4 separate regions of the Mus musculus genome follow, and regions 1, 2 and 4 are each linked to region 3. The links are chromatin loops, found by intact Hi-C in ENCODE. Cell type or tissue: heart. All regions are shown on one strand. Links, peaks and the distances in the headings refer to the core of each region. The heading gives the core; the rest is flanking DNA. Region 1 overlaps Gm32816 (a long non-coding RNA gene). Region 2 overlaps Rgs10 (regulator of G-protein signalling 10). Region 3 overlaps Inpp5f (inositol polyphosphate-5-phosphatase F). Region 4 overlaps Gm39092 (a long non-coding RNA gene).

Region 1 (5,745 bases), core at 215-5,214, 220 kb before region 3:
CCTTCCTGTGATGTAGGCCTCAAAGCAAGCAGAAAATGATGGGTTACTACCATAACAGTTATGATATTATTACACCTGCGGATACATCATTATATGACACGTGTGTATGATATATTATTTATCAATTTATTTGTAACATAGCCTTGCAGTTCTAGAGCATAGACTTTGCAAATTATAATGATATATATATATATATATATTTTTTTTTTTTTTTTTTCGAGACAGGGTTTCTCTATAGCCCTGGCTGTCCTGGAACTCACTTTGTAGACCAGGCTGGCCTCGAACTCAGAAATCCACCTGCCTCTGACTCCCGAGTGCTGGGATTAAAGGCGTGCACCACCATACCTGGCTGATAATGTTATATCTTAACGTCATTAAAAGTATATGTTTAGTCTAATAATCTGGCAGGTTGCATGTTGGATACCCTGTGAAAGAGTGAAAAAACAAAATTCTTTTCAAACACACATTATAGAGAGGATTAATAAGATAGAGCTAGAGAGATGACTCTGTAGTTAAGAGAATTGGCTGCTCTTCCAGAGGACCTGGGTTCAATTCCCAGCACTCAAATGGCAGCTCACAACTGTCTGTAACTCCTGTTCCAGAGGATTCAATGTTCTCTCCTGGCCTCTGTGAGCACTAAGTGCTCAAGTATTGCACAGGTATAGATGTAAGCAAAACACCTTATCCATAGGGGAAAAACCTGGGATATTCAGAGAACTACAAGGAGTAAACACACATTCAGGTCTTTTTTACCTTAGAACCCTTCCCATGTTTGGAAATTTTCCTCACTTTCCCTTAATAAATCTATGCTTGGTTCTTCTCTAAAAATAAAACAGGGGACAAGTAAAATGGCTCATGCCTTTAATCCCAAAACTCAGGAGGCAGAGGCAATAGGATCTCTAAGTTCCAGGGAAGACCACTCCATGTCAGCCAGGGGCTACAGAGGGAAAACCTGTTTTAAAAAATCAAATAAATACTCACAGTGGTGGCTCATGCCTTTAACCCCAGCACTCTGGAGGCAGAGGCAGGTGGATTTCTGAGTTCGAGGCCAGCCTGGTCTACAAAGTGAGTTCCAGGACAGCCGGGGCTATACAGAGAAACCCTGTCTCGAAAAAACAAACAAACAAACAAGAATTAGGTTGAACTGAAGAGATGGTTTGAGGTTAAGAATACTTGCTATTCTTATGGAGGACTAGATTTAGTTCCTAATATCCACAGGGCACTCATAACTGTCTGTAACTCCTTTTCAAGGAATCTGAAGCCTACTTCTGGCCTGTGATGGTACCAAGCATGCATATGGCGCATATATATACACAGAGACAAAAGTCTCACACAAATAAAAATAAATCTTAAAAGAATAAATGAAATTGGGACCTTGACAGATAGTTCAAAAGTTAAGAGTACGTACTACTCTTTTTTTGTTGTTTGTTTTTTTCAAGACAGGGTTTCTCTGTATAGCCCGGGCTGTCCTGGAACTCACTCTATAGACCAGGTTGGCCTCGAACTCAGAAATCTGCCTGCCTCTACCTCTGCCTCCCAAGTGCTGGGATTAAAGGCGTGTGCCACCATGCCCGGCTACGTACTACTCTTGTTTGTTTGTTTGTTTGTTTGTTTGTTTGTTTGTTGGAGTTTTTTTCAAGATAGGCTTAACTCTAACAGCCCTTGTTGTCCTGAAACTCAATTTGTAGATCAGGCTGGCCTAGAACTTATCTGCCTGCCTCTGCATTCCAAAGTACTGGGCATATTAGGTGCACATAGCACTCTTACAAAGGACCCATTCTTGGTTTCTAGCACCCATGTCTGGTGGGTAACTCCAGCTCCAGGGTAGCCAGTGTCCCTAGACCCTGTCTCAAGTGCATATACCTCACCACACATACACACACACACACAAATACACAAAATTAAAAATAATAATTATTAAAATAGGCCAGGTGTTATTGAGCACATCCTTAATTCCGGAACTTGAGAGTCAAAAGGCAGGGGAATCTATAAATTCAAGGTCAGACTGGTCTACACCATGAGTTCCAAGCCAACAAGAGCCATGCATACAGTGAAGCTCTGTCAAAAAGAAGAAAGAAGGAGGAGGAGGAAGAGAAGGAGGAATAAGAGGAAGGGGAAGAGGGGAAGGGGGAGGAGAAGGGGAAGAAGAAAGGAAAGAGAAGAAGAAAAGAAAGAAAAGAAGAAAGAAGTAGAGGAAGGAGGCGGCGAAGGAGAAAGAGAAGAAGGAGAAGAAGGAGGAAGAGAAGGAGGAGGAGAAGGAAGAGGAGGAGCAGGAGAAGGAGGAGGAGAAGGAGGAGAGGAAGAAGAAGGGAAGGAAAGAAGGAAGGAAGGAAAAGAAAAAAAGGAAAGAAAAGAAAAACAAAAGAGATTGTGGGATGGTTGTTATGCAGCAGCTGATGACAGTAACAATTCTGATGTCACTCCCCTCAACTAAGAAGGTGGAAGATACTTCATTCAATTATCCTCTGTAGTCTCCAAAGGCCCATGTGACTTTCCTATTTTTCCAACATATCTTTAAAACTTCCCCCCATAGGTTCTCTGTTAGCATGTAATTTCTGTCTCCTCACTATAAAGATGAGAAAACGGGGAGCTTAAGAAGTATACCAAAGGTCACAACTTCCTACGAGCTTCAGCTAACTCATGAGTCTTTACCACTTCAACACTAGTAATCAACTATTCATTATTCTACCTAGTTATGATGGCGATTGCGGTTGATGTCACTGGAAGAATGACCACTATCCGGAAGGTTCCCACTCATGGCCCAGCAGGGGGAGCTCTCTTTCTAAGGAGCCACTCTGCACTACCCGGGGGTAAGCCAAGGCCATGTCCTGGTGGACAGGCGGGTCATCCTGGGAGATGGAAGTATCCTTGGGAGGAAGGGAAAAGAAGAAAGCATTGACTAAGCTCCAAATTAACGGTGTTAATTTTTAATACAAGAGCCTGGCTTTGCCTTAAAGAATCCAAGGTCCTTCGCCGGATAACTCTGTACGGCATCCGATCCCTTGCCAAGGTAAGCGGCAGTTCTCTGCAGTGGCCCATAGAGGCTCCCAAGTAAAGGAGATCTGAAATATCAGCATGGCTGCCTTCCTTAGTTCTCCATCCCCTGGCAGGAATACTGGAGAGCAAGTCTGTCCCTTCCCTGGACCACCTTGTCTCCCTAAGTCCTTCGTCCTGGCCCTGTACTTGGCTCTAAGGAGCTGCCTCATTCTTGTCCTTTGGCAATATTCTCCCTGATGTGATGGGTGAGGGAAAAGGGACCTTCCTCCCCAACTGAAGCAAAAATCAGAGACTCAAGTCAACATGGGAGATAAACAGTAGTTCTTGTTACCCTACCAGGTTTCATAGTCTGCCAGTGTAACCCACTTTCTCTGCATCAGGGTTTGGAAAAAAACAATGAACAATCCTTTGACCATCTTTTGTCTTCTCTGGCCACCTTTATATTGATGCTTATTTTAGATCAAGGTCTAGGGAATGCTAATAGGCCAAAGGAAGTGTATGGCCATTTCTGATATGCCTAGCAAAATTCCACTAAAAGGGAACATGAATTCAAGACCAGTCTGGGAATATATATGGTGGTTTCAGAGCCAGCCTGGACTATAGAGTGAGAATCTGTCTCAAAAGAAACACAGATGTCATTGTAACTCCTGTTAAAGACTGTGGTGATTTGAACGAGAATGGCCCCTGTAGTTTAAATATTTGCATTCCATTAGTGGCTGTATGGGAAGGCTTAGGAAGTATGGCCATGCTAGAGGAAGTATGTCAATGGGGTAGACTTTGAAGTTTCAAAAGGCTTGTGCCATTTCAAGTCAGCTCTCTCTACTTCCTGTTTGTAGGTTGAAATGTAAGCTCTCGACTGTTGCTCCAGCACCATGCTGCCTGCTGCCATGCTCCCCACCATGACGCGATGGACTCTTATCTCTTTGGAACCTAAGCCCAAATAAATCCTTCCTTCTATAAACTGCCTTGGTCTTGGTGCTATTCCCAGCAATAAAAAAAAAGCCACAAAGACAAAGCTGGGTGTGGTAACAAAGGCCAGCACACCAATCCGTGGCAGGCTGAGGCAGGAGGATCATGAGTTCAGGCTCCATCTCAGTTAGTACATCGTTTGCCTAGTGTGGTTTGAATGGGAATGAGCTCCGGAGGCATGTATGTTCGAATACTTGGTCTCCAGGAAACAAAACTATTTGGGAAGGGACTTGAGGTCTCAGAGGAGGAGATGTGTCCTGGGCTTTGAGGAATCAAAAGCTTCCCAACACCCCCAGTTCTCTCTCTCTCTCTCTCTCTCTCTCTCTCTCTCTCTCTCTCCCTCTCTCCCTCCCTCCCTCTCCCTCCTTCCCTTCCTCCATCTCTCGTGCTGTTGAAGATGTGAGACCTCATCTGCTGCTACACCATGCTTTTCCCTCACCATCCCGGGCTCTGGAAACTTAAACCCAATCAATTGATTTTTTTTTTTTTTTTTTTTTTGGATAACCTACCTTAGTCATTGTGTCTTATCACAGCAATAGTAAAAGTAACTAATACAGAAGTTGTTACCAGGAGCTGGGCTATTGCCGTGGAAGACTGCTCATCTCACCGGATAGAATAAGACCACTACAATTTTTGAGCCAAATGTGAAGCAAGCTTGATTTTTATTGGGGTGTTCCTGAGAGCTGGCCAGTGACTGTCTCCTAAGCTAGGCTAGAGAGCAAGCAGCCTTGAGCGGCCCCCTTTAAGGATCAAAATGCAAAGCAGAGACAATGGAACAGTAAAAAAGTACAAAAAGATCTCAAACCAACCAACCACCTAAAACTCAACAGCCGGTAGGTAGTAGTCGACAATTAGGAAGGGTTTGGGTGTTCTCAAAAACAAGTCAAGGCTGGGGCAGAGCGACTTAAAAACAGAAGCTCAGCTTCTACAGTAAATAGAAACTTATTTTTAACAATATAACATAATGGCTCCTGCTCTCAGAATAGAGTCAGGCAGGTCCCCACCCCCACCCCCCAGACCTGACCATGTGGTTGTTTGCAGGAAGACTTTGGGACTTGGGTTAGAAAAGCTGTTAAATGCTCTAAGTAAAAGTTAATGGCAATCCCAGTAGGAACTTGGAAGTCAGTAGTGTGGTGAGAAATTTGGTTTCTTTAAAAAAACACAGAAATAGTAAAGGAATATGTTTTCATTTTAATTCTAGATGTGAGATATGGGGCTGATTCAGATTGTCCACAGCAGCTGACTATGATTTGCCTACTGCTCTGGCAGGGAGTGATTTTGCCAGCTGCAGATAGTTTCTGTGATTGTGTGACATTCAGATTTCTGGAGACTTTTCTGAGGGTATATAATGCTAGAGCCACTAAGAGGTGGGTTGTTGGTTGTTGTTGGTCACCATTTGTTAGGTAGTAGTGCACAAAAAGTGTTAGAGCTCCTGACAGTGAAGATCAAAATTGCCCCAAGGAATTTGATGCACCTAATCAGCAGGAAGTAGTCTAACAATAACAGTTGCCCCTTTCCAACCTCTGAGGTTATTCAGGGATCTCTTTACTTTCTTCTTCATCCTTTTTTCCTCTCTTATCTAGTGTTAGAGAATTGAAAGGATGGAGGGAAAAGGGTGGAGAAAGGTGGAAGAAAGAAGAATTCACAAAGTAGTCAAAGACAACAACTACTCAGTAGTCCTGAGACCTATATGGACCGTAGAAGCCTATATGAAAGACCTATATGAGAGACCTATATGGACCGTAGAAGCCTATATGAAAGACCTATATGAGAGACCTA
Region 2 (5,745 bases), core at 290-5,289, 320 kb before region 3:
TCCACTTGGTGTTCTCACCCCAAATCTCTTTGGGGAGGAGGCTAAGAGAAGGAAGCTCCAGTGGTTCGGGTCACCAATAGAAAGGAGTCTACAGTGGGAAAGCCACAGCAGGAGCGGGAGATCGCTCCACAGGTAAGGGCGCTTCCTGCAAGCCTGACAACACCTGAGCTCAATTCCTGGGTCTCATATGGTGAGAGGCAGGAACCACCGTTTGCAAGCTGTCCTCTGATCTACATATATGTGCTATCATGTGCTCTCTCTCTCTCTCTCTCTCTCTCTCTCTCTCTCTCTCTCACACGCGCACACACACACACGCACACACACAATTTTAACACTAAAGAGAAGACAGTATAGAAGCCTCAGGGAGGGAATCACCATGGCTTGCTCTCAGAAAGCCAGGCTGAGTGACCATAAAGGAAGAGGAAAATGTTCCCCGATGGTGCTCTCTACAGGTGGGAAATGGAAATGGGGGTGTACACTGGGAACAAGCAGGTGACAGGCACTTGTGAGTGGCCTGAGACAACGCAGCAGGGAATAGAGAGAGCCTGAGAGCCACAAGAGATGATGCCGTTCCCTGCCTGCGGCATCAGCGTAGCAAGAGTTTAAACAGATGCCCAGGCAAAGACAGCAAGATGGACCCATGGCCTGCAGGCTGAGTGCAGAGGTCTCTGGAGACCGTTGTACTAAGCATGTCTTTTGATTCTGCTGCTGTGATATCTGCGACCTTGATGACCTGAGGCTGCTCCTCCCAGAGCTGGCCAGTTTCTAGGCCATAAGCTACTGGACTGCATCCTTCATACACAAACCAACCATGTTGGTGCCTACCAACTACACTAAACCACCTGTGTCGTGCTCTCTCATGCTGGGCTACTGGCCACCCACCCTCATCGCCTCATGGCCAGGTACAAGATAACTGGGGACAATCATATCCAGGATCCTAGTGAAAATATGCAGATTGGCCAATCCCAAACATCCTGGCCTTGCTTGTCCTACCCAAGGAATGACGACAAAGGCTCCTTCCCCAACCCTCCTTGTCCTGCCTCTTGATGGCACCCTGGTGCAGCCTTGACTGTACACCCTCCTCTTAGGAACTGTGAGCAACCAAATCTCTCCAATAGTAACTGTCTTCTGGCTTGTTGGCCGCGCTAGATCTTAATAATAAGAAGAACTACATCTATAGATTTCAAAGCGGTGTGAATTGTCACATTTGTTTATCACCTGTCCCCTTCAATATTAGCATCTAATGATCCCCAGCACACTGCTGACCTAGTTTAAATACTAGTGAGTGGATGGACGGATGGATGGATGGACGGATGGATGGATGGATGAATAGATAGATGTTGGATGAGTAAATGGAGGAATGATGAGTGGGTGAGTGGATGGATGTTGGATGGATAGATGAAGGGTGGGTGGCGGTGTGAGGAGGAATGGACTGAACAGACAAACATAAAAATAAAAGTGGGGGGTTAGATAGAAGCATCTATTTGGCTGCATGGATCCCCTACCTTTCAGTCTCATTGCAGCTGCTTCATCAGGTACAAAGTTCTGTGTGTACCCAGTTTTGCTGTAAATTCTGGTAGTCTGGAAGTGAGGAGAGAGGACACGAGGGAAGGTGCTTTTTCTTTTTCTTCATACGGACACCTGCTGGCTCCCTTATATAGTTATATGCCTCTTACTCCCGTTAGTGTCTTCTAAAATAGCCTCTGAACCCAGTGGTGCAAGGAGAAAGGTCAGTGTGAGACCTCCAGCTGCTCTGGTCTCTGCCTATGGTGGGCTTTCTGAACCATGCTGGCCTGCACCCTCGGTGACACAGAGGGTCCACCTGCACGTCCTTGGCCAGACCGCATCGTTAGCTTTCGCATTTTATGATGTACTGGTCTCCTCCGCTTATGGTAACCAGATGGCTCTGGTAGCAGGGCCCTCAGGTGTCACTCTCAGTATCTCCCCTCAGTCCCAGGTTCCTGAGATGGGGAGAGAGACACCCACAGGAGGCATGTGCCTGAGGGATGTGTAACGGCCTGGGCTTGTGGTTACCAGCAGATGTTCAGTGGCTTCTCCATCCTCACCAGGGAATAGCTCCCCAAAGGCCATTCCTCCTCCAGGACCAAGAGGAAAGGAGAGGAAGCATCCAACGGACCAACAGACTATGGAGTCCAGACAGGGTACACAAGAGGTACCAGAGGGTCTTAATCAAGGCATACTGTTAATGGCTTACCAGAGACATTGGGCCACCATAATTCCTTTGGAGTTTTGCAGGTTTTCATATCTATTATTTGTATATTATTTGAATGTTTATTTCCTTTGGGTTTTTGTATTATTTGAATATTTATCTTTTATTTTTAGAGATTTATTTTTATTTTATACGTATGAGTGTTTTGCCTACTTTGATATCATGTGCTCCATGCGCCTGCAGTTCCCACAGAGGCCAGAAGAGGGCATTAGATCCCTTGCAACCGGAATTATAAACAGTTGTGAGCTACATTATGGATGTTGTGAATGGAACCCAGGTCCTTTGGAAAAGCAGCAAATGTTTTAAACCACTGAACTATCTCTTCTGATTACTTTGTGAAACAGGTTCTCAATATGTATCCCTGGCTAGCCTGAACTTTATATGTAGACCAGGCTGGCCTTGAACTCACCAAGATCCACCGACCTTTGCCTCCCAAGAGCCGGGCTGACGACATGCCTGACCATTATAATTTTAAAATGTACCTCACCTTGTCTCTCAAGTGTCCTGGTTTAAGTGATAAGCCATATTGTTACCTCAACTGGCAGGAGATGTTGCAGATGACAGAGCCTGAGTCAAGAGGCCAATAAGCAAGGAAGACTGGTGGTTTTGTGGTACAAATGAGAGCTAACAAGCATGCTGGGGACAGTCTAGCAGTAGTGTTAAGCCCTGCCAGTGGTGTGGACACTAGAGAGCTGAGCCTGATCTGGGATCTTAATAGGATCCACTGTAAAAGAAGAGTGGGTGGTCTAGGGTGGCTGGAACCCACTGGTCGTTCTCAGCGGGTTCCTCAAATGGAGAAAGCTGGAGAAGGACGTGCAGGTGGATGAAGGGAAGGGTGACCATCCCATCAACGTCAACTTCAGCACACATCTTGTGCTGAGGTCCCAGAGGACACCACCTGGAACAGCCATCATCCCTGAACAATTTCTCTTTTGATCTCTCCCTGGCTGGGACAGTGTTTCTGTAGAGATGATGTTTAAATGTGTGTGGCCTGAAATGTCACAGATTAAGGGCCCAGGATGCCCACGTGAGAAATAACAGCCTTTTGCTAACGTGGTCATTCAACCCCCTAGATCATTAGCCGCTGCCAGAGGTTTGCTTTGGCCAGTACTGAACTTCTCTCGAGAACTATTTAACCCCCAAATAAACCACAAACAATGCCCGCTACCCCTGTGATTGTCAGACCAACTTGTGCTTTGGATCATTAGCCAAGAGGGTCTGTGGACAGACACAGCCCAGGCAGGAAGGGCAGGATAAAGGCTTACAAAGTAGAAATGACTAAAGGGTTCACTTGTAGCTTCACGAACACTTTAATCAGGATTGAAAGGCTGAGTGTCCAGTATTGGCAGAATCTCATGTGTTTTTGTGAACTGACACTTTAAAGCTACTTTTGTTTTTAATGGAAGATTAGCATCATGCAGAGGTTGCTGTTCAGTTAATAAAATACACATATCCAGAGGGAAGGTCTAGCACACTCCAGTCCTCAAACACAACAAAGAAATGACAGCCTGTACAGTCCTAAGAGTCCATCCCTCTCCTTCGCTGGGGTGAAGGGCTCAGCTTATGTGTTGTAAATTCTGGAGGCTCGCTTAGCTGCGGTCTGAGCATCCGGGGGCTCTTCTTCCTCTTCCTCAGTTCGCTTGGGTTTCAGAAACAAGTCAGACTTCAAGAAGCGGCTGTAGCTGTCATACTTCATGAGATTGAAGATCTAAAGAGGAAAGAGAAGAGTCTGATGGTCGACACCAACACAGACCATAAATCACCCTGTCAAATACCTACCATGAGCCAAAGAATAACACACGCACACACATGCATGCACACACATGCACATGCATGCACACACACATACACAGGCGCACGCGCACACACACTAGTCCATGCTAGTGTAGGACCCAAGAGACGGCTCAGCAAGTAAAAACACTTGCTACACAAGCCTGATGACATGAGTTGGATCCCCAGAACCCGCAGTAGAAAGAGAGAGCACTGACTTCCAAAAGTTGCCCTCCACCTTCCGCCCACATGCCACGGCATGCACCTGCCCACAATGACAGACACATCATGTGTGCACACACAGATGATAACAATAAAGAGAAGAACAAGAACAACACTTGGCGTAGGGCTGTACTGGGCAAGGCAGACTTCCTGTACGTTATTGATCATTACGTACATCATCTCAATGGACGTTATAGATTAGAGAATCATATGTACAAATACATCCCTTTTTTCCCACAGAAATAGATGCCCACATACCTGAGTCATACTTTTGCCTCAAACAGCCCTTAAAGAACCTTCTCTGGCTGGGTATTGTGGCACTTGCCAGTAATTCCAGCACTCAGGAGTTCAGCCTCAGCTACATAGTGAGTGTGAGTCCAGCCTGAGTTACATGAGACCTTGTCTCAAAAAAGAAATCTTTTAAAAACCTATTATTTAGACCTAGTCAGACAAATCTAGTGAGATAGAGGCCAGCCTGGTCTACAGAGCAAATTCTGGGGCAGCCAGGACTACAGAGAGGAACCTTGTCTTGAGAATAAATAAATAAACCCAGTAAATTTGGTATTGGAGACCTCAAACCTGTTACCAGGCCAAGAGACAAAAGGGGGTGTGTCTAATGCAAGGGAGGGATACACGCAGTCTCTGTTAGAAGCCGCGGGACCAGGTCTCAGCTACAGAGAATGGAAGTCAGCAGCAGAGACCCCTGCACCGTCAGACAGGTTGAGATCTCTAGAAAGCAGTGATTCTGAGGTACATCGGGGCTGAATGGGACCCGATGGAGCCCTTGGGACTAGAGAGAGCTGCACCTGCTGGCACATACTCCAAGGACTGTCTCACACAGAAGCCTCCTGTCTTTGGGCCACATCCCCTGGATCCCAGATCCACTCCTGCCTGCTTCCTCACCCTACAACATGGAGAAGGAAGGAAGGAAGGAAGGAAGGAAGGAAGGAAGGAAGGAAGGAAGGAAGGAAGGGCACATTTCCTCCTGATGTATAGAATCGTCTTTTCAAGACATAGTCAAGTCTCTCTCTATGTCACCATCTCTGTCTCTGTCTGTCTTTCCTTCATATTAAAGGGCCACAAGGCACACCAGGGTGCCTTCCAGTGCAGCACAGCTCATGGCTTGCTGAGTGAAAAACTCCAAGATGCCACTCACTGTCAGGCAGGGTTGTCACGTAGGTGGTAAAATCTTGACATCTTTTAAACATGCTTTCTCCCAACACACACATGAGCTGGGGCCTTGGGATGTCTGCTCAGGAGATGGGAGGTTCCTCCAGAAAGAATAGAAGCTACTTTCCTTCGCCTCCATGCTCCCAAGAGGGCCCAGGAAACATCTGGCGCATCGGGCTGCGCATAGACTGTTCAATCGGAGCCATTCCCCTGTGCCCACCAGGCCCCTAGAGACAGTCCTGTCTCACCCAAGCTCTGGGGAAGTTACCTATTTTGTATTAATTTTGTAATCTTTAAGAGGTAAGCATAACTTACTAAGGCTTGGACACATCACTTTTTAACAAAACATAACA
Region 3 (5,745 bases), core at 538-5,537:
CTGATTTTCCTAGGGGCTTTGTTACTCAGTGACGCAACCAACAATGCAATTATTATTTATTATTATTATTATTGGGGGGTATGCGCGCGCACGTGTGTGTGTGTGTGTATGTGTGTGTGTGTGTGTGTATTTGTGTGTGTGTGTGTGTGCGTGCGTGCGTGCGTGTCCGTCCGTCGTCGTCCATACACGACTGTGCCGGTGTGAAAGCTCTCCAGACTTGCACGGTAAGTGCTTTTCTGGTGGTCCTAACGGCAGTGCTTTTTTTGTCTTTTTGTTCTTGAACGGTAGTTGTTTTTTCTTTTTAAGACCACGGCTAGGACTAGGGACTGGGGAGAAAGGCAGGACTGTGCAAATACAGGAGTGGGTGTCTTTACATAAACATTTGATGTTTTATTCTCTATGCTATTGTGGTATTTGTATTATTAAAAATACTGCAGTATTGCACTATCCTAAGGACTATTTCGGCAGTGCAACAGATTTAGCTTCATTCACTGCAGTATCGGTAAGGTAATGTAACACTGTCTGGGAAGCAGTTTACCACAGCCTTACGCTGGGGAGGCCAGAAGCGGTATTGGGAACTGTCCAGCGCGGCACCGTGCCGCGGTAGGGACGCAGTGCGGCAACGCAGCGTTCAGCGCGCTTCACGGTCCATCCCGGCAGACACCGGATAGAAGCAGCCCTCCTCAACTGTGTGTCCTTCCTGCCTGCGCTCTCAGCCACCTCATTTGCCACAGACCAGCTGGACTTTAGCGCCTGGAAAGAGGCTTAGGTTCGAAAGGAACTAGGCGAGCTGCATCAGGACCCAGAGCACCTGCAGAAACGCCGACTCTACCCCGGTCATCTATCCTCCGCAGGGTATTGCGACTATCAGGATCGCGGCAAAGATAACAGCTTGGCAGCCCTCTGCCCATCAAGCCGTGGTAAAGGCTCAAGCCAGAAGCCCTCCCACCCAACAGCTCCACCGGCCGGGGTCTTTATTCTCCGTGGAGGGCGCGGGATGCGCAGGATACAATGCGCACGCGCAGTGGCAGCCTGCCGCAGCGGAAGTGGGCGTGACTGGAGGCGAGTCCGCAGTGCCATTCTCTGCAGGCGCGAGGTGCGGTGTAGACAGAGGATGCCGCGCTCCCATCGGCAGCCGCCACCTGCGCCTCGCGCTCCAGCTGCCAACGCTGCGGAACCTAAGTCCGATGGCGTTCTCGCCATGACTTTTAAGATTTTCCTTCTTTTTGCAGGACTTATGGTTAAAGTGCCAGTGGGGCTGTATTTTTCCTGTAAATTACTTCTTTTCCAAAGCTTGATGTTAATGTCCCCGGAAGACAGCGCTTTTTATGCGACCATTGTCTCCGTGGTTGGGCTGCATGTAGTTTTGGCAATTTTTGTTTTTATAGTATGGAAGGAAGGTTTGCCACAGTGGCGGGAAAACAAAAATGATTAGGGCAGCAGCAAGGAGCTGCAATGCAGGGGGTGGGTGGGGTTATACATAAGGGTTTTTTTGTTGTTTTTTGTTTTTCTTGTCCGTACCAAATGTGCTTTTTCTTTTTTAAAAGGGTGGGGGTATGGACAGGGAGGGATTATTTACTGCACCTAAGACTGCAGTAAAAATGGGGTGGGAGGGGGAAAAAGGCCGACAACACTCGACCGCTTGTTTTGTGCCAAATGCTTTTAGATAAGGACATAATGTTTTTGACTGATGTAAATACTAACTCTAGAATAGGCAGGATGGAAGTGACACTGTAGGGTTTTTTGTTTTTTGGGTTTTTTTTTTTTTTTTTTGTTTTTTTTGTTTTTTGGTGTGTGTGTAAAAATTGTGTCGTGATGGAATTTTTGGCGTGGCTCGGCTCAAGCAGCAGTTTTCAGAATGCAGTAAGTATCATGCGTAAAACTCACTTCCATTTACCATATCATTCTGCTATGCTGCCAGGATCTCTGGATTTATGGTCTTCTCTTACTCAGATACTGGCTGGCAGAATGAGTCTATGTTTTATTAGGTACGTCTGTTCATTCATTGAGGTCTAGAGTGTAGGTGAAAACTGAGGAAATCATTTCAGATTAAAAACTGTTGAATTTGGGTTGCAACCAGGTGGTGCTGATGCGGAAAGCCGAGGTACAGGCTTTGGTAAAGCCGCAGTCCTCGGCAGTGCCGTCTGGCAGTGACCTCATTCCCAGGCACGCTTGTCAGTGGCTTAAGTTCCATCCATAATTGATATTTCCTATCTGGGTCTTTTTTTTGTTTGCTTTTGCTACTGCTTTTATAATAGTAAGAGCCAGCAGATGAGATGGGTTTGAGATCCTGTGGCAGAAAAATCTTATGGTGGAATCTAAAGATCAGCAATCAGAATCTGCAGTTTAACAGACTCGGCTGGAAAGGCTACCCATGCCAGATTAGAAATTACGTTAAAATTTTCATTTGAGTTTGGGTTATGCCTGCTTGTTGATTATTTGTATCTTTTAATCCTTGGCCATTTCCTTATTAGAAGCATCTCAAGATGTGCATTTTACTATAGTCTTGATAGTCTTGGTTTAAAATGGTTCAACAATTCACCTGAATTCCATTCTAAAATGTTTCAGTGGTGGTAGTGGTAGTGGGGTGTGTGTGTGTGTGTGTGTGTGTGTGTGTGTATGAGAAAGAGAGAGAGAGAGAATATGAATGAATGGGGGGGGGCAGGGAGGGAAGGATAATGCGACAAAATGGCCATAAGGCAGTGCTTACTCATTCCTTGAAAGCCAAGTGAAATCTATAGTGAGAAAAATGGAGTGTGGCTTGCCTTCATGTTCACAACAGTTTATCTAAGACTATTTCAGAATAGCTGTTTTCTAGTAGTGCAAAAATATACTCAGCGTCTAGTATGCTATTTTGAATACTGGCAAATGTGAGGTAACATATGATTTCTCCTTCTGCGTGTCACGTTTTTCTTTCTTCTTCCCAGTAGCCACCTCTTTCACCATTTTCCCCTCTTACATTATCCCTTTCCTTTGAGGACTGCGCCCCCTTCTGGTCATGTCTGGAACAGACCTCCCTTCCGCTCGGGCTCACATCGGCTCCCTCCTAATGGTGGGAGTGGGGAGAGGTGTTTAAGTTTTTTCCCCCCAAAATGGATGTAGATTGCTTCTGTATTAAATTTAACTTCAGAAGTACAATCATTTCATTTTCATTTGTTCCCCTGGGCAATCTTTTCTTGTAAGTAGGAATATGCTTGCAAAAATGTGGATAAAAATAATTGATCAGGAATCGTATCTGTACAGCCTCACTGACGCTGCGCACAGAGATGTGGAAGTGCTGCTGCTGCTGTCTAACGCTGCCTACTATGTGGCCTAGTAAGTCGCCATTGATTTAAAGCTTTTAGTTTGTTTTTTGTCTTCATGTATATATGAGATTTCATTGAGCCCTTTAAATAATCTTTCAAATTTTGAGTTATTTATCACTGTTTTAGCTTAGTATTACTTGGAATTCATCACAATCTGGGCATCACGCACTCTGTTTAATCACAGAGGCCATGTATCATGGCTTGTCTTACTGTATTTTCCCCATTGTTTGACACTGAATTCCCTGCAGCTTTTGCCATTGAATGATTCAGCTCTGCAGATGCACAGCTTGTATGTGCGCATGTGTGCACGTCAGTGTTGCCATGGTTACAAGCATATGATTATGCGACTTTCAGCGTCTCCTTGGTTACAAGCATATGATCAATTATGTGACTTTGGTGGTTTATTAGCGCCATCTCCAAAAAGGCAATTATCTGTGCCACTTCCAAAGCTGAGTGCTCGCTTGTTCCATGAGCTGTCCAGGATGCAGGCTTAATGCATTTCCTGAGTAAAATGTCCCCTTTACTTTTTCAGCTTGGTTTAAGCTGCCGTTTTCCTGTCATTCCATATGCCTTTGGCTCAGGTCATGACAGTTTTCTTCATTGATTTGGGATCTCAGACCCATCCGCTGTACATTCCTTAGCTAAAGCGTTCCAATGTATATTGCCTTCATTTTAGGCTTGTTTATATTTTGTTTATAAAACTGAAATTATTTCTTTGTAATTTTCTTTATATGTAAAATTCTCTATTAGTTGTTAAATTATGTTACACTCCTCCCACCCCGAGACAGGGTCTCTCTGTTATGTAGCCTTGGCTGGCCTAGAGCTCCTTCTATAGACCAAGCTGGTCTGGAATTCACAGGAGTCCACATGCCTCTGCCTCCTGAGTGCTGGGCTGTCCCTCTTATTTATTTAATATATACTTTTTATGTTTCACTTCATTCTGGAATGCATGCTGGAAAGATTTGACTTTAAGTGCATGTGGTAGCTCATAACATTCTACCTCAGCTTTGTAGCCAGAGCCAAACCCTTGCTTTTAACCTTTGTTGTGCTTGCCTTTCCCTAGTTATGATGACGAAGTTGATAAAGTAAACCAGTATCAACGACTGGGCCTAGAAGACCTGGAAAGAATAGAAATAGGTAAATGCTAGCACATTAACTAACCCACAAAAGAGGATGCTCTAAGCCATCTGTGATGGCAGACTTCCCTTTTCTTTAGAGACTAATAATGGGTATGGTTGCTTTCATCTTGTGCCTCTTGAGAACTCCAGTGATCAAAAAGTTTAAACAATTACAACCGAAGAAGTGTTCTTATGGCCTCAAAATCTTATGTTCATGATAAAACAGAGGGCATAAGACATGGCTGCCTTGTTATGGTCAGGACACACACATGCATGAAATGTCAAGATTCACACACTATGAAAACATTTTTATAAATGGCTGTAAGTTTATATCTTGATTAAATTATGAATAGAAATATGCTCACAGTCTGGTGATATATGTGTATTTGAAGTAAAGGCAGAGAGTGTTATGTGAAAAACAACTTGTAACACACTCATTTGTGTTAGGTCCTGAACCTACTCTTTTCGGCAAACCCAAGTTCTCGTGCATGCGGCTGCACTACAGGTGTAAAGAAGCAGGCGGTTACTTCCATACGCTAAGAGCTGTGCCACGTAGTCCTGAAGAAGATGGCAAAGGTAAGGAAGGGCAAACCATGGCACTTTCAGAGATAATCAAGTCCACTGCATGGGACATTGTAGAACTGATTTCTAGAAAGATTGCTCAGGAGTAGCTTGGATTCGAGATCTCTACTCCTATTTGAATGGCTGTGAAGTGTGTCACCTGCTCCCAGAGGCAGCACCTGCTCCCAGAGGCAGCAGTTCCGACCACTTTACCAGGTCCCTGTGAGTTCTAAGATGTTTATGTGCTGTTCATTAGCTCTTTTGATCTTGTCTGTTAAAAATCATCATCTAACATGCTCTATGAAAAGTCCAAAGATGGAGATGGTGGTGGCAGCGGCAGCTCGCCGTTTGCCCTTATACAGCAGGCTTGGCTTACTGCAAACCACTCAGGGGTAGATTTATCCAGGAAGTGACTCCTTCCCAAAGGCTGAAGAAACAGATATAACAGGGGTTGAAGAAAGTCATTCCAGACACAGCAACCTGGGAGAAAGTGGCTGCTCTCCAGGCTCCTGCATCCAGTTACCAGGGATTGCTTAATAGCTGCGCCTTATGCGCTTCAAGATGCCCTTACTTACCTCATCCCAACCTCTGCTCTGGAGTCTCGTTTGTTTTTATTGACAAAGAAGTCTGGAGAGACCGCAGCAAAGTTTATTATTAATTCACATCCCAAATATTTCCAAAAGGGTATAGCTGAGCCTCCTATACTGTGCTTGCTGCCTGAGCACTTTGAACCTTAGACTGAAGATGTAAGTGACGCTGCC
Region 4 (5,745 bases), core at 336-5,335, 330 kb before region 3:
AGACCCCCAAGGACTGGGACTTAAACCCTGTACCATCTGTCTGTTTAGGATAAGTGGCACTGATATTGCACTGTTGCCTCCTGTACACGAGCAACAGGAGGCCCACATCTCCCTCCACCACTTTCGTGCCTTGGCAGTGTCTCTTCCTGAACTCCAGCTTCTCCTTGCCTGCCTGCCTTGCCCTGGACCTCACAAGAACATCTCACCTCTGAACTACAGACTCTGAGTCATGGCTGCCTCCTGCCTGAACAGCTCCTGACTTCACATGACCACGTAGCTCTTTCAGTCTCTGCCCCTGCTGCCAATCACAGCGCTGTTCCTCCATCCTACTCGAACCCCAGTGGGGGCATGGACTGAGTAGATGGAAGAGCCTAACACACACAAGGTGGGTTCTGTCTGAGAGTGAGAATGCTCAGGGAAGCGAGGGCTTCTACAAGAGTAAAAATCTGCCTCAAGGTCATGTCAGAGGGCTGCCAACCCATCTCCTAGAAGCTATGCTAGTGGCTCACTGCTGTGGCAAGATACCTGATGTAACGGGAGATTTATTTTGGCTCCTAGTTTCAAAAGAATCCGTGGCTGGCTTGATCCATTGCTTTGGGCCTGAGGTGAGGAAAAGACAATGGGGGGGGGGGGCATCTATGGCAGAGAAGGCTGCCAACATCATGGCAGCTAGGAAGCAGCAGAAGATAGGAAGGGGCCGAGGGCAAAGGACAAGATGCGACTTTTAGAGGCACACTCCTAGTGACCCATTTCCTCCAACCAGGCCCCATTTCTCAAAGTTCCCAGGACCCCTTTAAGCTGAAGACCAAGCACTCAACTCATGAACCTGGGTGGGGGGGGGGGGGGTTCTAGTTTGCTTCTGTGTTGTGATAAAACACCCTGACCAGAAGCAACTTACAGAGTAGTTGGTTTTAGCTTAAGGTTTCAGAAGAGTCCTGCCTCCCCCATATTCCCTGCTGCTCTCTGCAAGCCAGAAAGATGGGTGTGGGGGCTGTAGGGACTCCTAAAAGTAAGCTTAATAATCATTATTTTTAAGTGTCTGATCAGTGTGATACATTATAAATCAAAAAGTACTACAGGTCTCAATTACTTGCCACCTCCTGGTCCAGCTCTTCTGACACACTTTAGGCATCTGACCCTCATTCCCACAAGAGACGGAATAAGTGTTAGTTTAAGCCACAAAATTTATGGCAGATGTTAGAGTAGCCATAGGAAGCTAAAACAATATTCCTTTAAATGAGAAAAGATTACACTTTATAAGCTCAATATTTTGTCCCATAAGTCATTGTGTTTCCCTTGTTTATTTCCCCTTGGGATCTGTAGGTTGTCACTAAAATGACAGAACCCCTGTCACTGTCCAGCAAACCAAGGCAAACACGAAGAGCCTGCATGGCCCACTCTTGGAAAAGAAACATCGGGGGCTTGGTGCGGTTTTTCAGGATGGGCCTTTGAGCCAAAGCAGGTGGTGTATCAACAGGCTCTGCAACCCACTGGCTGCACGAACTGGGGCACGCTGTTAATGTTCCTGTCCTTCTAGATATGGTTTGTCACTTCAGGGTTCATGTGCTAGAGGCTTAGTCCCAAGAGTAATGGTACTGAGGTGTGGTGGAGCCTTTAAGAGGTCAGACCTAGTGACAGGATATTAAATTCCTGGGCACCATGCTTGGAAGGAACTAATGCCTCTCTGTGATGTAAGTTAGGGGCTGGCACAATGGTCCCGTGGGTAAAAATGCTACCAAATCCTAGTGAGCTGAGTTGGGCTTCCCAGAGTCCACATAAAAGTCAGACACAAAAGTACTTATCTGTAATCCCAGGGCTTCTATGGGGAGATGGGAGGCAGGGACGGGTGAATCCCCGGTGCTCATGGGTAACTACCCATGTGTATGTGTGCAGTGGCAAACAATAAGAGACCCTGTCTCAAACAAGGTAATGTCAGAAACCTGGGGTTGTCCTATGATCTCTACATGTGGTTTGTGGCATGTGCCTGTGCCCTCCCCCAACAACTCACACGTGCACACACACACCCGCACATGCACACACGCACACACATACACACATGCACACATGCACTTGTACCGGGCGGGTCGTTAAAATAAGCCTAGCAAAAGCATGGGTTAGGTGGGCTGGACTGCCACCTTCAGAACAGCTACTGTAATGGAAGCTGAGCTTTCTGGGCTCAGCATCTTGCTTCAGCCATGTCTTCCACCATGACTTGACATAGCTCGAGGCCCTCACCAGATGTGGCTTGGACTTTCTTCCTCTAAAACATCCCTACAATAAGCTTTTCTTTATAATTTACCTAGCTTTTGGCTTCTTTTTTTTTTTGTCATAGCAACACAAAGCAGACCAAGATCATTGCCTAAAATCCAAATCTCTTCATCCATAACAGCTTTAACATTTGTTACACAGCATTAAGCTCTGTTTGTGTCTTCCTCACTTACCTTTGTGTGACTTTGAACAGGTTTCCTAATCTCCCTGAGTCTGGGTTCTCACCTGCCCAGTTGCTCTCATGGCTGCTGTCCCTTATTCTGGTGTGAGAAGTGTGGAGCCTTATGCATGTGTGGTAAGCGCCCTAGGCAGAGGCAGCATTGATACAGACATGAGGCCCTTCAGCTCACCAAGGGAGGCTCCCAGGTTCTCCCTGGGGCCATGGTCCTGAGCCCAAAGAAGACCCTTGCTGTGCACCTAGATGTGGAGGAGACTCGGAGAGAGCAAGGACCCCTTGTCCTGTGAAGGGGATGCAAGGTCACCCTCAGCCAGTCACTTGCTTCCTCCAGGAATGCACCGGGAAGTGTGTTTCCTGTGAGGGGTACAGATAACTGAACCAGAAGTGACTAGCAGCCCTAGACCTCTAAACCCACACTGCTAGTGGCCTCTGGGGAAGACATAGGAGAGGCAGGGAGTCTCTCCCTTTTTCCTGATTGGAAGAGGAGTTCATACTCCAGACTTCCCCTAGAGGGCATCATCCCTGCCTCCCCAGGCTAGTCTGGGAAGAACACACCCAGAGAGACAGCTAGAGGAACTGGTCCTCAGCATCTCTCTCCTTAGCTCTTGCTTGCGCCTTTTTCTTCCCCAGCGCTGACTGTGTCTCTGTCTCCCTGGGGTACTTGCAGTGTGTCTTCCTCTCCTGATATATTTCCCTTCAGAGCCCCCCCCCCTTCACCCAGACATTTTTCTCTCTGAAAAGACATCCATTCCTTGGCACATGTCAAGCCCCAGGCTTTAGAGAGGCCTGGGAAGGCAGTCTGGGGGCACAGAGCTCAAGCCACAGAAACCTCTAGTGATGCAATCTAGAACTCCATTGCCACAGCTCTGCTAACTCCGTCAGTCCATTTCATGGATTTGCTTCCAAGACACACTGCACGGCATTAGCATATGCTTCTAACAGCAACCAGCCCCACCCTGCCTCCCGCATGCCTTCCTTCTGGCCCGGAGGATCTAAGGATGGAAGTCAGGCTTTCTGCTCACACTGTTTGGTGCAAAGCTCCTGTGCAGAGCGTGAGTGTATAAGGGGGATGCAGTATTTAGGGATATGAGGATGGGGTACACAGGAGATTCTTCTCATTATAGAAATGTTCAGACTTCTGCTGGGCTGAGTGCAAAGGCAGGCTTGCTACCAAGTGAGCTTGAGGCCAGCCTAGGCTACATGAGACAGTGAAAAAAAAATCCTCCAATCAAACCGTCTGCTCCCATACCCATCCTTTCGCTCTGCAGCACACACCCCTCCCTATAGAGGCTTTGACATCCGTTATAGATTAAAACTCTTCTACCAGACACAACAGACCCAGCAGAAAGGACAGCCACTGGACAGTACACAAATAGCTAAGCACAGCAGGAGAACATGGAGGGTTGCAGACTGCCAGCAACAGCCAACTTTAGGAACAAACACACTGAATTGGTGATCCAGGGAACCTTGAACAAAGTGTATATAAGATTGAAGTCTACACAGATAGAGAGGCACAGCGGAGGGGGGTGCAGAATCGAGTGTCAGGTCTCTGCTGAGGTGTGGAGATGTGTGTCACATGACATCTGTCCCTCAGCTTCTGTTCAAAAAGAATAGTGAGATAGCCCACCCTGGAACCACCCCCACCCCCCAGAGCTTGAGACACTTAAAGTAAGCTTTGACCAGCCAACAGCATCTTGCGATCTCTTCTCAATACCAATGAGAAAAAGGTCCAGCAAACTGACTTGACCTTTTAAGAAGCTATGGTTTCCACAACCTGAACTTGAGAAAAAGCAACACTGTAAAACGTCCTTTCCTTCCATTTCAGAAGGTCACCCAAAGAAAGCCTGCTTATTTCCTACCCTGATTCCGCAAAGGAGTCTGGGACACGAGGAAAGCGTTTGCTGAGTTCCCTACAAGACTGTCTCAAAAAGAGCATTTGGTTCTGTCTCCTTCCTTCCTCCTGGCCCATAGCTCTGACTTCCTCGGGCCGAGGCAGGAGTTCTTGTTAGAGAGGGTCATCTTTGAGCTGATCTCTTTCCGATGAGCTTCCAAGTTAGTTAGATTTTTTTTTCTCTTTTGCATCTGGACCCCAAACACTCCAGAACTGCACCTCTAACTTTTCCAAATCCATCCTTCAAACTGGCTGCAAGTTAAACCACAGAAGGCTTTGTTTCCTGGTTGCGACTCCCTCTGTCTTCTGCCCCACCGCTTGCTTCCATGGCACACCCGTCCTCGGGTCTTCCCTTCCTCCAACAGAACCAAAGTTGAGAGCAGAACTTCACAACAGCACCCTTCCTCAGCTCGGTGCTCACACCACAGAGAGAATAAAGCCTTGGCTGCCTCACCCTCCTCCCTCACGTCTGCGCTTGGAACGCCATCAGCAGCGACCATGCTGAGGCAGACAGACTGGACAGGTGTAGTTAGCAGCAGCATTTCTTTGTACACAGACTAGAGAGCAGGATGCTGCCACCCACACTACACTGTGGCAGATGTGCCATCACTCAGACTCACAAACAATCCAAGGGGCTTTGAAAACAGCAACGAGCAAATAAAAGCATGGAAACGAACCAGACTGACATTCAGCCTGAGTTCCAAAGTCACCGAGAGTTTCCCTAGGGATGGTGACACCAAACCACATGCTAGAAGAGGAAGCCCGGTGTCCCCAGCACTGAAGCAGGGAATGATGGGAGGAGCACCAGCCTCCAGGTCAGAAAAAGGAAACACGGACACTTGTGGTTCCTTCAGCAGCTTCTCCATTCTGGCTTCTTTCCCGTCCAGTCAGTGGCCTACAGACCCCTGTGTGTTGGTCTCTGGGCTTGCAGTAGGTCTGAAAGGAGACAGAAGTGGGAATATTTGTAACTTACAGGGAGGGCAGTCCACCACTCAAGTGGCAAGTCAGCTGAACGAGACAGTGCTCCTGCTCACACTTCACAGCACTGCGCATCCACTTCTGTGTAGCCCAGCAAATTGAGTAACCGGCAGAAAACCCAGGACCGGGGACCAGTCTAGCCCTGACACTGAACAAGCATAGTCTGATATATTCTACTCCCTGCCTCCCTGAGAAAAGCTAAATACCAAGTTCTGGAACTTCATTAGCAGTTTCACCATAACCCTCACTTAGGCAGGCGCCCTGACATCTCCTGCTGCCTTTAAAAAAAAAAAATCTTTTATTTATATTTATGTGGCTCTGTGTGTGTGTGTGTGCCACGTACTCCTATGCTAGTGCATGTCTGTGCATGCACGCACACACATGGGCATGCAGGTGCCACCAAGCCCAGTAGAGGGTGTCAGATCCATTG

The links. Peaks named below come from ENCODE experiments on the same cell type or tissue, not always from the same donor. Only the 100,000 strongest peaks of a DNase experiment are listed, where the experiment ranks them.
Region 1: it touches region 3 in a loop (5-fold over the local background); 34 of 42 quality-filtered maps call a loop at or near these places.
Region 2: it touches region 3 in a loop (3-fold over the local background); 23 of 42 quality-filtered maps call a loop at or near these places.
Region 4: a loop joins it to region 3, with 2.1 times the contacts of the local background. A loop is called at or near these places in 17 of 42 quality-filtered maps.

The regions. Positions count from the first base shown.
Region 1 is chr7:128,471,618-128,477,362 of GRCm38, forward strand. It overlaps Gm32816 (a long non-coding RNA gene), which reads left to right. Exons shown (of 4, transcript XR_378509.4): 2 at 2,694-2,810; 3 at 2,938-3,010; 4 at 3,834-3,958. Among named protein-coding and RNA genes, the nearest start is that of Gm32816, 13 kb to the left of the region's middle. In heart, for the core only: CTCF peaks have their summits at 2,795 (motif pointing right) and 3,011; a DNase peak (open chromatin) is centred at 2,804; H3K4me3 peaks cover 306 bases.
Region 2 is chr7:128,370,105-128,375,849 of GRCm38, forward strand. It overlaps Rgs10 (regulator of G-protein signalling 10), which reads right to left. Exons shown (of 5, transcript NM_026418.2): 5 at 3,521-3,938. The coding sequence ends at 3,792. Among named protein-coding and RNA genes, the nearest start is that of Gm39092, 6.0 kb to the left of the region's middle. In heart, for the core only: a CTCF peak has its summit at 2,418 (motif pointing right); no DNase peak of the experiment used is centred there; H3K27me3 peaks cover 556 bases.
Region 3 is chr7:128,687,384-128,693,128 of GRCm38, forward strand. It overlaps Inpp5f (inositol polyphosphate-5-phosphatase F), which reads left to right. Exons shown (of 20, transcript NM_178641.5): 16 at 3,244-3,315; 17 at 4,369-4,442; 18 at 4,871-4,999. It also overlaps the pseudogene Gm16044. Among named protein-coding and RNA genes, the nearest start is that of Mcmbp, 50 kb to the right of the region's middle. In heart, for the core only: no CTCF peak of the experiment used is centred there; DNase peaks (open chromatin) are centred at 1,008 and 2,988; H3K4me3 peaks cover 927 bases.
Region 4 is chr7:128,354,172-128,359,916 of GRCm38, forward strand. It overlaps Gm39092 (a long non-coding RNA gene), which reads right to left. Exons shown (of 3, transcript XR_869958.2): 3 at 4,622-5,273. Among named protein-coding and RNA genes, the nearest start is that of Gm32707, 5.5 kb to the left of the region's middle. In heart, for the core only: a CTCF peak has its summit at 2,951 (motif pointing right); no DNase peak of the experiment used is centred there.